Regions from separate parts of the Homo sapiens genome. Here region 2 is linked to region 1. Evidence: read pairs that join two places in POLR2A ChIA-PET (ENCODE). Cell type or tissue: endothelial cell of umbilical vein. All regions are shown on one strand. Each heading gives the region's core, and the rest is flanking DNA. Links, peaks and the distances in the headings are about the cores only. Region 1 overlaps LINC02742 (long intergenic non-protein coding RNA 2742). Region 2 has its middle 41 kb from the start of LINC02742.

Region 1 (4,402 bases), core at 206-4,205:
ATTACAGGCATGAGCCACTGCGCCCGGCCATATTTTTAAGTTCCGTTCATTTTGCTACATGTGACTATAGTTTGTTTCACTTTGTGCAGGAAATTCTATCATATGAATGTATAAGACTGTTAGGCAGAGAGTGTCAGCTTAAGTAGAGACTGAAATCAAGTCCAAGCTACTGCTTACAAACTCCAAGTGTCAGTCCAGTGGAGGGATACCTTTTGTAATCATCGACCCAGGGGGAGAACTCTTCTTGGATTTTGTGCAAAGGTTCCATATAGAGTGAGCAATGAATGAGTTTTTTCCACAATTGGTTTATTCTGTCAAAGCGTCTTAAACTATTGTTTTTTGGGGCCATTTTTGTTTTGGTTTTGTGTTCTTTTTTATTTTTGATGAATAATGCTTTTATGATTTTTTTTGTACCTATTTCCATGTGCAAGTTTTCTTTCTATGTATAAGCCTCTTTACAGAAGAATGGCTGAGTGATAACACATGTAAACATTCAACACTACAAGAAAATACCTAATTAGGTTTACCAATTTATATTTCTATCAACAGTTTGTGAGCATTCCCATAGTTTCATAACTTTGTTGCCTGTGATGTTGTCAGAATTTTTAAATTTTGCCAATTACTATTGAATTTGACAGCATTTCTATAAAATAATTGGTCACCTTTTCAATGTTCATGAAAAAATTTATTAAAATTTTTATTGGAACTCCATTTAATCTATACATCATTTTAGGAAAAATTGATATGTTTTATTTAGTCAACCCAACTAAGGAAATAATTAGTCTGTTTATTCTGTTATTCTTTATTGTTATTGCTCTAAAGTTTTAGAATTGTCTTCATAAAGATCTTGCATACTATTTGTTAGATTCATTAATATGTTCTTATTGTTTTGTTATATTCATTCATATGTATTTTTTGCATTTTATAAAATTATATTCTAATTATTTTGCTCTAATATAAAAATATAATTGACTTTGGGGAAATGACCTTATGACCACAAACTTTGCTAAATTCCCTTATTATTAATAATTCTGGATTATTTTTGAAGTTTCTAAGTACATGAAATCTGTGAATAGCTGCCACTCTGATTCTTTTGGACTTTTAATATATTCGGCTTTAATTTTTGCTTTTTTAAAGTGGTATTTAATACCTGTATAGTACAATGTTAAATGAAAGAAGTGAAATGTGGCCGTTTTGTTTTGAGCTGCATCTTTAAATAGTTTCTAATTTTTTTTCTGTTCTTGTTTTATTTTGTTTTTTAAGCAATCAGCATTATTTTGCTTTAGAATTCTTCAGGTACCCTTGACCAGGTCTTTAATGTTGTGTCTGCTTATAAGTATGCTTCGTGTCAACCACTGTTATAAGGCTTTTACCTATATTAATTCTTATAAGTATTTCAGTAGATCTATGGGTTAACTACTGGTTTGTTAAAAGCTTTTTATTATAATACATGTGGTATGTGGTATTTTATTTAAAGCCTCATGTCATCTCTTTTGAAAACAGTATCCTTTATTCTTCTTAATCAGTTAATAAATTAGAGTATACTTATAGATTTTTTCAAAAAGTGAAAGCATACTTGCCAATGAGATAGTTCCAATTGATCCTGAAATATCGTCTTTATATATATTGTTAAATTTTGCTTCCTAATATTCATTATTTACAATTACATTTATGAGAGTGATTGCTCGATAATTTTCTTTTCTTTTTTCCTTTTACACAGCTCTTTTTTGGTTTGTATCAAACATATATCATCTTCACAGGGTAAACTGGGGAGTGTCCTTTTTCCCCACCGAGTTATAGAAAAATTTGGAAAGGATTGGAATTACGTAGTAATTGTTTGCTAGCAGTTTCTAGTGAAAGATCTCAGATTCTGTATACGTGTATATTTGTGTGTATTTTCAACTATAGCTTCAATTTTGTAAGAATTAAAGAAAGGAAAGAAACATGAAAGGTGGCTTGCCAGTTAAGACAGTTTATTTTAGAGAAAACAAACATGAGGGGAGCTTCTGGCTGAGTTAGGTTAGAGGCCCACTCTTTTACAGACTAATAGTTTTTAAGGATTTAGGGTGGGAGAGTTTATTAGAGGCTTGGGCTGCCTCTGTTTTTTTTTTTTTGTTGTTTTGTTTTTGTTTTTGTTTTTCTGTGCTAATTTGGGAGGGAGAGTTGTATGTTTCTTTCCTAGATTTTTTTTTTTTTTCAGCTGAAGGCATACCCCCTAAGTCTGCTTTTAGCTTTTCTATTTTAGTGCACCTGAAGGGAAAAGAATGTCCTTATTAAGGCCGACTGTTTTACTTGGGCCCATTGTATGAGGAAGTTTGGCGGTTACCCAAGAGACTTTTCCCCCATCTCCCTCTGTGTTTGAGTTGTCTTATCCGTATTTTACTGTCTGCCCTTTCTGGATGCTTGTAGTTAGAAGAGAAGTGGTTTCCTTGAAATGCATGAGGCTAGAAAGGGAGCTGGAACTTAAAGTGGTGATGTTTGTCCAAGATGACAGTGCTCCTGCTCTGTCAAATTTTATGAATAATTATAGGACTACATACTTTCTGTTTCTTCTTGAGTCAGTTCTGTAAATCATATTTTCCTAAGAATTTGTCTATTTCATGTAAATGTTCAAATGTGCTGACATATGATGGTTTATGATATTATCTCTCTCTCTCTTTTCTTTTTTTCCATTCTGTTGCTGGATCTAGAGTGCAGTGTGGCAATCATAGCTCACTGCAGCCTGGACCTCCTGGGCTCAAGCAATCTTCCCACCTCAGTGGGTGCATGCCACCATGCATGGCAAATTATTTTATTTTTTATATTTTGCAGAGACGAGGTCTTGCTCTGTTCCCCAGGCTGGTCTCAAACCCCTGGGCTCAAGCAATCCTCCTGCCTCAGTCTCCCAAAGTGCTGGGACTCCAGGTGTGAGCCACTCAGACTGGCAGTGTTCTCTTTTTAATGGTATTCTTCTTGTATTTTTAATCTTTTTAAATATTTATTTCCCTTTTTACTTATATGTTGCTTCTCCCTCTTTTTCTTGAACAAACTTGCCAAAGATTTGTATATTTTGTCTTTTTTTTTAAATTTTATTATTATTATACTTTAAGTTTTAGGGTGCATGTGCACAATGTGCAGGTTAGTTACATATGTATACATATGCCATGCTGGTGTGCTGCACCCATTAACTCATCATTTAGCATTAGGTATATCTCCTGATGCTATCCCTCCCCCCTCTCCCCACCCCACAACAGTCCCCAGAGTGTGATGTTCCCCTTCCTGTGTCCCTGTGTTCTCATTGTTCAATTTCCACCTATGAGTGAGAACATGCGGTGTTTGGTTTTTTGTCCTTGTGATAGTTTACTGGGAATGATGATTTCCAATTTTTTTGTCTTTTTATAACATCAACTTTTCACATTTTTATTCTTCTCAATTATATGTTTATTTTCCAATCATTTCTATTCTTATACTTTTTTCTTTGTATTTTATTTAACATTCCATGCTGATTCTCTTGATATTTCCTCTGGCAACTTCTCATGGCGCTTATTTCCTTGTGCATTGTTAGTGTGTATATATATGTTTGGGTGTATTTATTTTGAGGTCATATTTACTGTGATTCTGTGCCTTCTTGTCCTTTAGGTTTGGGTATAAGAAGCATTCTTTCAGGATAGACAGTTTATTTGCTTCTGTCTAGCATCTGAGGTACTACATTAAATTAAAAACCCAGGTCTTTGGTTTTGGAAAGCACATAACTAATGTAAAGCTAGCCTCTAAATTCAATTGCAGACTAGTTAATAGATAAAAATTCAAGAACCACAACTTGTAGACACAACTAGTAGACACAAGTTCAAAACCACAATTTGGCTTTTTGATCAAGAACCTTAGAGAAGATGAATAATCTTTTTATTTATGTCTTTTCTTTTGCACTAGTTCTTTCCTTCTGAGAGGTTGCAGACCTTCCTTAATCATTGTTAATTCCTAGTGGAAGCTAGTCAGTTCTCTACCTGTTAAAGTGTTATGAAGCTTCAATTACATAGTCTCTGTGAGTGTCCCCAGGGTATATCATGGCTTCACTGCTGACTTTAATCCCTGGATGCTAGCTCTTGTTGTTTGTTTGGTTTCAGATTATTACTCCTTTTCCCTTTCAAATCACTCATTAGAGCCTTTAAAATATATTTTACTTATTCATCCCTGCCAAGTACTCCTTCATCCCCATTGACACTACCTTGTTCCCTAGCTTTGTATCTATGCCTTGTTTGGAATATCTGAAAACCTTCTGATCAGTCTCCCTCCTTCCAGTCCAATTCACACAGTGCCACCCAAGGACATTACCTTAAAAACACACCCTGTCACTCTCCTTCCTTACAACCTCTGTGGAGAGTACTCTATCCATGGCCTTCTGAAATCTGTTCCAACCTCTCTC
Region 2 (4,402 bases), core at 280-4,279, 70 kb before region 1:
GTGTAGTGGCTCAATCATGGCTCACTGTAGCCTTGACCTCCCAGGCTCCAGTGATCCTCCCACCTCAGCCTCCTGAGTAGTTGGGATTACAGGTGCACACCACTACATTCTGTTAATTTTTGTCTTTTTTTTTTTTGAAATGGGGTTTTGCCATGTTGCCCAGGCTGGTCTCAAACTCCTGAGCTCAAGCAATCTACATTCCTTGGCTTCCAAAAGTGCTGAAATTACAGGCATGAGCCACTGTATCTGGCCCACTTTTCTGTATTATGCTGTTCTTGCCCTGTTATAAAGAAATACCTGAGACTGGATAATTTATAATAAAAGATTTAATTGACTCACAGTTCTGCAGGCTGTACAAGAAGCATAGCAGAATGTAATTCTGGGGAGGTGTCAGGATTATTGTTTTAAACCGCTGATTTTGAGGGTTGTTTGTCATGTTGCATTTGTGTATGGATAGCTATCTGATGGAGTCACTAATAATCTCTTGTTTATTAAAGTCAATAAGTCTAAATCTCTCTTGGCCAATTGCTCCTCTTGTTACTTGATTTCCATTACCAACTTTTTTTTTTTTTTCTACCTGCCTATCTTTATGGTTGTTTTTTTTTTCTCAGCTTTCCTTTGTGGATTTTCTTTCTCTGCTTTTTCCTTAAATCCAGATTCTATTCATCCTTAACTGTGTTCTCTTCACTTTAGGCACTAGGTTTGTGATGCATCTGTTTTATTTAATTCTTTCTTAACATTGTATAATGCCCATATTTCTATGTCCTACTAAGGTCTCCCTGTGCTCTAGAATAGTTAATAATTGATGGGCTATTTCAACATGTATGCCTCACTGGATATGTCTAAACACAAACTCCTCATCTTTGTCCTTAACTGTGTACCAGTTTTTGTGTTTCCTGTCTCAGTGGATGGCAGTATCACATATTCAGTTGCTCAGGCCAGGAACCTGGGTGAAATGAGTCTTCTTTCTCCCTCACTTTTCACATTTAATTAATTACAAAGTCCTGTCAATACTACTCCTTAATATATTTTATTTGCATTCACTTCATTCAAACCCTCTACCCTCTACATTATTTTTGTACCCTATTATCTCTTGTACTAGATTCCTACAGTTTCCTTTTAACTGGTTTTCATGCCTTCACTTTTGTATTTCTTCAAGTCATTCTTCAGAGATCAAGCTAATTGCTTATGTTAATTAGAGTTTCTCAGTTGCAAGCAAGAGAAACCATCTCTAGTTACCTAAAGCAAAAAGTGATACAGTAAAAAGAATTGGAAAGATGCATGGAAGTTTAAAGATAGAAGGGAATTCTAAAGAAAACCAGTAGGACTTTCTCAATAAATTTGGCTATGTGCTGGAAATGGAAAAAAAAAAGTGAAAAAGTGTTTTCCTCCCTTTGATTGGCCGATCTTAGGTGTTTATTTTGTTTAGAGTGATATCCATAAAATACTAAAAGGATGTGGTTATTGGAGCCCCCAAAGACTTTTTCAATTTTTGAAGACAGAAGCACTGGAATTATAATCTCACTAACATTGAGATGAGGTAAGAAGGCATTCCCAAGAAGAAATGGGAGTGCAGGTAGAAAGGAGAAATGGATGCCAGTTGGGCCCAAACAGATAAATGATTATTATCTCCATATATATTTTCTTTACATTGCTTAAAAACAGTTTAGTATCTTTCATGTTTCTCAGGATAGATTCCATATTTTCTAATATGACAGGCAAAACTTTTTCTGAGCTCTGCATAAGCTTTACATAAGTCCTTGGCTTCACAGAATACTATATTATCAAAATTAAAATCAGTCCTACCCTTATCTGGGTCAGGAACCTTGGCTCTTTCTACCTCCCAGGTCTGCTCCCAGCTATGCCTAGCCAAATCTGTCCAGTCCTCTGTAACTTGCTTAGAATTATTTCATCTCTTCCCAACACTGAAGGTACAGTCTATTTCCAACATGCCCATATAGGCCCTTGTGCTTGCCCATAGCTTACTACTTATCACACTGACTTTTAGTTGTCTTTTAAAGAACCCAGACTGATTCTCATTCACTTTTGTATTCCCAGTTGCTTTCACAGTAGTTGACACACAGTAGGCACTCAATAAATTTATAGGAAGTTGAAAAATATGCTTCTTATTTCATTTGTTGATAATTTTCAAGTATCATTAAAATGGTAGTAATATTTACTACATGGCAAATATGCAAGATAGTAAGGCTATGAATTAATGAAATCCATCCACTCTGGCCTCATAAATCACAGTGCTACATTCTGTTCCAGATTCCACAGGTGCAATGCTTACATTTAATTGCACTGATCAAGCTCTCCTTATGCTGAATTCCTGTATATATCATCCTCTGGGTAGGATCAACTGTGCAGTTTCAAATCCATTTGTTTCAAAATCCCAGGAGGACTCTGTGTTCTTGTGTGACTTTGTGTTACTTCCTGATGACTCATGGAGTGTAAGAGCAATGAAAGCAGAGGCTGCGTAAATAGATTCTCCTGGGGAGAAAATTCCTCTTTAAATCAATTTAATTTTCTACTTTTTGAAATGTGAGCTAAGCGTGTTGCATCTTTGTTTTAAGGAGCTCAAGCATCTTTGCAAATATTTGGTCCCTTTTCTTAAAGAATTCTTAAAGCCTGATATGATTGGCTTTGGCTTTCAGGCTTGATAATTCCTTGTAGCTTGGTAGGAATATCAAAGACCAAAATCCATTTTTTTCTGCTTTCCTAGACAACTCAGTGATAAAGTAGGAAAATAATAATAAACACGGATATGCACCAATAAGCTGGATTTCTATAGAGCATATTTTAGCTACAGGACTGAAAATTCTTTCCTATTCACTGTATTATCATATTTATTTTTTAGGTCAATATGACATAAATGTAGAAATAAAATAGCTGGGGACATAGAGGCATAAAAACATTCTGTTCAGTAAGGTCTCCAGGCTTATCCTCCTGTTTGTACCCTCTTAAACATGCTGTTATCCCACCCACATTTAAAATGTTGGCTCATGATCATTTGAATATTACCATGGGCATATTGGCAAATTCCTTTCAATTTTCCTCTGGCTAGTAAGCTTTAGAATAAGAATGACTCCCAATTGACCAATGCTATGTTTCGAATACACTCTATAATGAATCAATTTACAGAGGCAAACATTGGCTTCCCTTGCTGATTTGTTTTTCTGAAATCTGCCGAATAAAGGCCAGAATTCATTAGCTTGGCTCTCTAAGTTCTCTGTCATCAGATCCCTCTAAGCATTCTCTGCTCTATGCTCTAACCAAGCATTTTACAATGTATCTTCATTGAATATTAATCTTTTTAAATGTGCTGAGGAGGTGGATTCCATAGTAAAATTAGCTTATTAATGTGTTAAGATTTATTATGCAAATTAGCATATTAAAATCTTTAAGAAGTCTTTTAATAATGGAATTGGATCCATTTTGTTTAAGTTTTTCTGAACTTACTTGGTCATAGATTCTCTTTTTTCATATATATATATTTAACTTGCTAAGGGAAGTGTTACATTGCCTTATGTGTTCTGGAAAGATTTGCTGAACTGTTGGGTAGCAGTTTCCTATGTCCATTCATGGTCTCTCACCCTGGAATGCCTCAGCTGCTATTTTCAAGTATCTCTCAAAGCTAAGTCTAAGTGTAACTCACCGTCTTTCCTGATCTTCGCAGACAGACGTGTCCTCTCCCACTTCTGAACTCCTGTTGTATTTTATCAATGTGTCTTTTATGGCACTGCTCATTCTCTATATTGAATAATAATTAAGGCCAGTTTAATTACTCTCATTGGACTGTGGGATCCTTGAGGACACAGCCCAGTTTTACTCATTGTTTTATAATCTTTAGTATAGATAATATACCTGTCACCTATAGTACTTTTTCTAGAGCATTGATGCATTTAAAACAAACGAAACAACAGAGGAATGAATGAATGACAAAATCTTTATACATTATTAATATAAAATTTTAGTATTGTGGCTGAATCCATCTCTGAAAAATTATTTTGGATAAAATTATAATTTAATGACATTAGTATTTCACATAGGAATTTGCTATCAGATAGCAGTCTTGACTTTGTTTCAAGCCAAATATTGCTGCATGTCTCTTTCATGAACATGATCTTCAAGAACAAAACACCTTAGCTTGGTTTCCATGGGCCTCCTGTAATAGGCTACATCTACTTTCATCCTTGATTCTGCTTAATAGTAAGTATCTGTCCCATAAAAGCATGTCTCCCTATCTGATGAATGCAGTGTCCATTGTTACCTCCATGCTGTCCTTCAGGCTACACCCCGGCCCTGATTCCTTGCCATTCTCCTAAATCCTTAGCTATACCTATTCATCTTTCAAGACCTACTTCCAGTCAGAAGTTCACAATGAAGCCTTAATTACTTC

What was found. ChIA-PET counts read pairs that join two places held together with the same protein. Peaks named below come from ENCODE experiments on the same cell type or tissue, not always from the same donor. Only the 100,000 strongest peaks of a DNase experiment are listed, where the experiment ranks them.
Region 2: POLR2A ChIA-PET joins it to region 1 with 8 read pairs; 2 of 35 experiments call an interaction of 5 or more read pairs at or near these places.

The regions. Positions count from the first base shown.
Region 1 is chr11:28,928,736-28,933,137 of GRCh38, forward strand. The region is part of intron 1 of LINC02742 (long intergenic non-protein coding RNA 2742); the gene reads left to right. The region is part of intron 1 of LOC105376604 (a long non-coding RNA gene); the gene reads right to left. Among named protein-coding and RNA genes, the nearest start is that of LINC02742, 29 kb to the left of the region's middle. In endothelial cell of umbilical vein, for the core only: no CTCF peak of the experiment used is centred there; no DNase peak of the experiment used is centred there.
Region 2 is chr11:28,858,680-28,863,081 of GRCh38, forward strand. No RefSeq gene overlaps it. Among named protein-coding and RNA genes, the nearest start is that of LINC02742, 41 kb to the right of the region's middle. In endothelial cell of umbilical vein, for the core only: no CTCF peak of the experiment used is centred there; a DNase peak (open chromatin) is centred at 2,392; H3K27ac peaks cover 1,305 bases.